Regions from separate parts of the Homo sapiens genome. Here region 1 is linked to region 2. A link is an interaction called in ENCODE POLR2A ChIA-PET data of the cell type or tissue named here. Cell type or tissue: GM12878. All regions are shown on one strand. Each heading gives the region's core, and the rest is flanking DNA. Links, peaks and the distances in the headings are about the cores only. Region 1 overlaps TXNRD1 (thioredoxin reductase 1). Region 2 overlaps TXNRD1 (thioredoxin reductase 1).

Region 1 (2,809 bases), core at 81-2,580, 51 kb after region 2:
AGTTGTTTTGGTAAACGGATGGCTTCAGATTTTTTCCACTGTAACTTAAAGTATTATTAGTCAAATGGCTATACAAAGGCAACAGAATTTTTAAATGAGCCAGAATTTCTGTCCCGTGTTCTTTCCTTTCATCTCCCCACGCAACCACTTAAAAAATAATTTAGTTACAGACTATGATGTCATTGTCTTTAAACTTGGATAGGTTTATTAAGGCATTATGAATTCTCTTTTTCCTAATCAGAAGTGGAAAATAATTTCTACTATATCATATATGTTCAAAGGATTTTTTTCTGAAGATTTTAATTTATTTAAACTCTTGCATTACTTTCTTACTGAAATATTTATTTCCAAGTTTGAAAAATGAAATCAGATTAGCTTAATAAGCAGAGAAAAATATGATTAGGTAATAAATGCAAAGCCTTTTTGTTATTAGTCACTAATATATTAATAATTTTTCAGGTGATGCTGGCAATAGGAAGAGATGCTTGCACAAGAAAAATTGGCTTAGAAACCGTAGGGGTGAAGATAAATGAAAAGTAAGAAAAAAATCTTTATTATGTCATATTTGTGGGATTTTTTTTTTTTTTTTTTTTTTGAGATGGAGTTTCTCTCTTGTCTCCCAGGCTGGAGTACAATGGCACGATCTCGGCTCACTGCAACCTCCGTCCCCTGGGATCAAGCCATTCTCCTGCCTCAGCCTCCCATGTAGCTGGGATTACAGGCATGCACCACCACACCTGGCTAATTTTTGTATTTTTAGTAGAGATGGGGTTTCGCCATGTTGGTCAGGCTGGTGTCGAACTCCTGACCTCAGGTGATCCACCTGCCTTGGCCTCCCAAAGTGCTGGGATTACATGTGTGAGCCACTGTGCCTGGCCCATTATGTCATATTTAATACTATTTCAGTTATTTACAGCATTGGTCAATTATAGAATTTTAGTTTTTTGTTGGTATGTTTGTTTTTTTGAGACAGAGTCTCGCTCTGTCACCCAGGCTGGAGTGCAGTAGTGCAATCTCATGTCACTGCCACCTCTGCTTCCTGTGTTCAAGTGATTCTTGTGCCTCAGCCTCCCTGGTAGCTGGATTACAGGCGCCTGCCATCACACCTATAATCATGCTGGCCAGGCTGGTCTCCATCTTTTGGCCTCTAGTGATCTACCCACATCAGCCTCCCAAAGTGTTGGGATTACAGGTGTGAGCCACTGTGCCTGGCCGAATTTTAGATTTTTTAAACCTAATTTTTACCATAGTTGAGCTCTTCAACTATGAAGAAATGAAACTTTTCTTCCAGTGCCATTCACATTAGTGTTTCCTGTTTGTTTTCTTTTATCCATTTTGAGGGGAGTTATAATTTAGAATCCTCACTCTTAACCACTGTGTTGGAGTTCTTCCATTCTCAGATTTCTTAGAGTTTTCTTATTTCTTTGATTTTCAGAACCGTGGACAGAATTGTCATTATCTGATAAGATTTTTGTTCCTTTGAGCTGTTTTGTTTTATTTTTAACACATTAGAACATTGCCCTCAGCTAGAGTCACAATTTTGGGCTTCCCTGAAAAAACGGAAGATTTTGTTCTCCTTAATTAATAATGGTAATTAATGATGATTTTTAACTGAATAAAATTGCAGGACTGGAAAAATACCTGTCACAGATGAAGAACAGACCAATGTGCCTTACATCTATGCCATTGGCGATATATTGGAGGATAAGGTGGAGCTCACCCCAGTTGCAATCCAGGCAGGAAGATTGCTGGCTCAGAGGCTCTATGCAGGTTCCACTGTCAAGGTGAGTGTTGTGCTTGTTGCCCATTAGATACTGTTGTCAGTAATACTCCCAGTTCCTTATTTAGGGGGCAGTTGGGAAGTTTCGCAGATCTTGAATAATTTAGTTATTTTGGTGATGGCATCCTAGATGTCCTTTATTAGTTGTATTCCAGACAAGATATTATTAAGGCTGCTGTACATTGTGACTTTATTATGAAGATCGACACTCCGCCGGGCACAGTGGCTCATGCCTGTAATCCCAATACTTTGGGAGGCTGAGGCAGGCAGATCACCAGGTCAGGAGTTCAAGACCAGCCTGGCCAACATGGCGAAACCCCATCTCTACTAAAAATACAAAAATTAGCTGGGCATGGTGGCGCATGCCTGTAATCCCAGCTACTCAGGAGGCTGAGGCAGGAGAATTGCTTGAACGGGGAACTGGGAGGCAGAGGTTGCAGTGAGCCAAGATTGTGCCACTCTACTCCTGCCATGGCTACAGAGCGAGACTCCATCTAAAAAAAAAAATTAAAAAAAAAAAAAAGAAAATTGACATCTTGGATTCACATTATGAATAAAAAGAGCTTGATTAATCAAGTTTTCAGCACTGTTGTTGAATAGTGTACTTTATATCCATATACTCTAAACAGTTGTATTTTATGTCAATTTCATCATTACCAGTATAAATAAAATGTTCTGAGTCTTTTTATGGCACTTATCTAGGCTATAAAAGGACTTGAGGATTTAGGTAATGGTGTCAGTGTACAAAGTAGCTTAAACCACTATTCAGGCCTTATTACCCAGTCCTTAGAAAATATCTGTCTTAGAGGCCAGGTGCGTTGGCTCATGCCTGTAATCCCAGCACTTTGGGAGGCTGATGCAGGCAGATCACGAGGTCAGGAGATTGAGACCATTCTGGCTAACATGGTGAAACCCTGTGTCTACTAAAAATACAAAAAATTAGCCGGCCGTGGTGGTGGCGGGCGCCTGTAGTCCCACCTACTCTGGAGGCTGAGGCAGGAGAATGGCCTGAACCCGGGAGGCGGAGCT
Region 2 (2,809 bases), core at 49-2,548:
CTAATTTTTAAAGAGGTTTTTCATGTTCCTTTCACTCCTTTTAGCAAGTTGTTTAAGAAAATTATGTTTTTCTAGCCAGGTGTGGTGGCGCATGCCTGTAATCCCAGCTACTCGGGTGGCTGAGGCAGGAGAACCACTTGAACCCAGGAGGCAGAGGTTGCAGTGAGCTGAGATCGCACCATTGCACTCCAGCCTGGGCAACAAGAGCCAAACTCCATCTCAAAAAAAAAAGAAAATTATGTTTTTCTTCTTCTGGCAAGAAAAGACAAGCTCTGGGTAATGAGAATATATGCACTGCGGAAAATGGCATGCTTAGCCACAGACTGCTTGCTAATTAAAAGTAAAATGAAAAAATGAATGTGCTACTCCAGGCTGGAGTGCAATGGTGCAATCTCGGCTCACTGCAACCTCTGCCTCCCAGGTTCAAGCGATTCTCCTGCCTCAGCCTCCTGAGTAGCTGGGATTACAGGCATGCACCACCATGCCTGGCTAATTTTGTATTTTTAGTAGAGAAGGGGTTTCTCCGTGTTGGTCAGGCTGGTCTCGAACTCCTGACCTCAGGTAATCCACCGGCCTTAGCCTCCCAAAATGCTGGGATTACAGGCATGAGCCACTGCACCCAGCCTTGAGTTAAGTTTTGATCGGTGTCCACTGTAATGCTTTGTTGACAGTTACTGTGAATGACCAACCTGTAAAAGGGGAAAATCCAAACTTCTAACCACACTGAGGTCATCATGGATTTATACCATGCATGAGGACATAATGATTATAATAACTAAGCTATTGAGTCTTTTACATCTATTTACATCCTTTACATCTATTTACTCATCTCGTTTTCCACAATCACCACATGAAGTGTAGATACTGTATTTATCACCATTTTATAGATGAGTAAACAAAGGCACAGAGAGGTAACAGAAGTTGCCTAAGGGCACACAGTTTGCCAGCAGAAAAGCCAGGTTACGTGATTTCATTGCGGGCTCTTATAACTATTGAGCTATACTGCTTGTTAGTAGAACGCCAGATGATGCTATGGGATTAGCCCAGAGATTTACAAAAGAGGAGACCTGGGCACATTTGAAGGCGGAATGGCTTAAACGGCCCTGAATACAAGATAGGAAGAGGATGTTGAAGAAAGGTGGGGTCCCCTAAGACCACTTGGAATTGGGATAGGTTATAGGTTGTAGTGCTCTGGTAAAGGCGAGCTTTAGCAGAGGTAGAACAATCCTTATTCTTCTGAGGTTGCAGTGACATGTAAGTATAGAGAGCTGCTGGGAAGAGAAGACAGAGAAGTGAAAGTAACTTGTACCTGACGACTTGAGCCTTTGGGCAGTGTGCTGGAGCTGGCTCGTACCAGCTCAAGAGACCCCTTGTTAAACATCAAGGAATTTTGCAAGTAGGTTGGTAGCTTGAAATTAGCCAAAGTGGGAGTATTCAACTCCAGAAATTAGCAAATACTACAAATCAGGGCCTCCCCACCACCACTCAGAACTGGTTTACCAGAACACCTTACACTCCCTTTCTTCTCTTTTCCACTTCACTAACAGTCAAAAGCCTGCTGAAGTGCCAGTTGAATTTGAAGCTTGAGTGAGTGCCCATTATGGGAAAGGCACTGTGCCAGATGCCAGGGTAAGAAAGACCAACCCCTCAAGTAAATAATACTGTGGTGGAGAGTGAAGAGCATGCAGGCGTAAATCCTGGACTAGCTGTCGGCTCTTGGGACAGTCACTTAAACTTGGGTTACTCATCTGTAAATGGAGATAATAATATATATCCCAAAGGGTTATTGAGATGACTGAGAACATGTAAAGTTCCTGGCACAGAGGTGTTCATTAAGTGATGGTTCTAAGAGTGGGGACATGTAAACAGATGTCTTTCATATAGCTTGATATAAGAAATAAAGATGGGAGCCGGGCACAGTGGCTCATGCCTATAATCCCAGCACTTTGGGAGGCTGAGGTGAGAGGACTGCTTGAGCCCAGGAGTTTGATACCAGCCTGGGCAACAAAGCGAGACCCTGTCTCTACAAAACATTTTTTTAAATGAAGCATAGGCCGGGTGCGGTGGCTCATGACTGTAATCCCAGCACTTGGGGAGGCCGAGGCGGGTGGATCACAAGATCGGGAGATCAAGACCATCCTGGCTAATGCGGTGAAACCCCGTCTCTACTAAAAATACAAAAAAAAAAAAAAATTAGCTGGGTGTGGTGGCGGGCGCCTATAGTACCAGCTACTAGGGAGGCTGAGGCAGGAGAATGACATGAACCCGGGAGGCGGAGCTTGCAGTGAGCTGAGATCGCGCCACTGCACTCCAGCCTGGGCAACAAAGTAAGACTCTGTCTCAAAAAAAAAAAAAAAATTAGTCAGGCACGGTAGTGTGTGCCTCTGGCCAGCTACTTGGGAAGCTGAGGCATGAGGATCATTTAAACCCAGGAGTTTGAGGCTGTGGTGAGCTATGATTGTGCCACTGCACTCCAGCCTGGATGACAGAGCAAGATTCTGTCTCCAAAAAACAAACAAATAAACAAAAGAAATAAAGACAGAATGACTACAGGTCATAGTCCCCTCAGTAGATTCCAGAGTTTTCAGGGTGGATGATTCATGGATGATTTTCCTTGTTTGTTATCAGAAGGTTACCGGGGTTTTTTTTTTGTCCCTACAAATCAAGTTTACCGGATTTACTTGTTGTTTTTACCGGTTTTTAGCCTGTTCCTCACTCTATATTATTTAATTGTAAGACAAACAATGGATTTGGAGGTAGGCACAGTTGGATTTATATACCAGCTCCAACACTTACCTGGTTTGTGACC

Evidence for each region. ChIA-PET counts read pairs that join two places held together with the same protein. Peaks named below come from ENCODE experiments on the same cell type or tissue, not always from the same donor. Only the 100,000 strongest peaks of a DNase experiment are listed, where the experiment ranks them.
Region 1: POLR2A ChIA-PET joins it to region 2 with 5 read pairs; 15 of 35 experiments call an interaction of 5 or more read pairs at or near these places.

Annotation. Positions count from the first base shown.
Region 1 is chr12:104,325,888-104,328,696 of GRCh38, forward strand. It overlaps TXNRD1 (thioredoxin reductase 1), which reads left to right. Exons shown (of 17, transcript NM_001093771.3): 12 at 460-536; 13 at 1,628-1,784. Among named protein-coding and RNA genes, the nearest start is that of EID3, 24 kb to the left of the region's middle. In GM12878, for the core only: no CTCF peak of the experiment used is centred there; no DNase peak of the experiment used is centred there.
Region 2 is chr12:104,275,058-104,277,866 of GRCh38, forward strand. All of the region lies in intron 3 of TXNRD1 (thioredoxin reductase 1), which reads left to right. The region is part of intron 1 of TXNRD1-AS1 (TXNRD1 antisense RNA 1); the gene reads right to left. Among named protein-coding and RNA genes, the nearest start is that of TXNRD1-AS1, 4.4 kb to the right of the region's middle. RefSeq lists an enhancer at 893-1,062. In GM12878, for the core only: no CTCF peak of the experiment used is centred there; DNase peaks (open chromatin) are centred at 1,344 and 1,577; H3K4me3 peaks cover 1,043 bases; H3K27ac peaks cover 644 bases.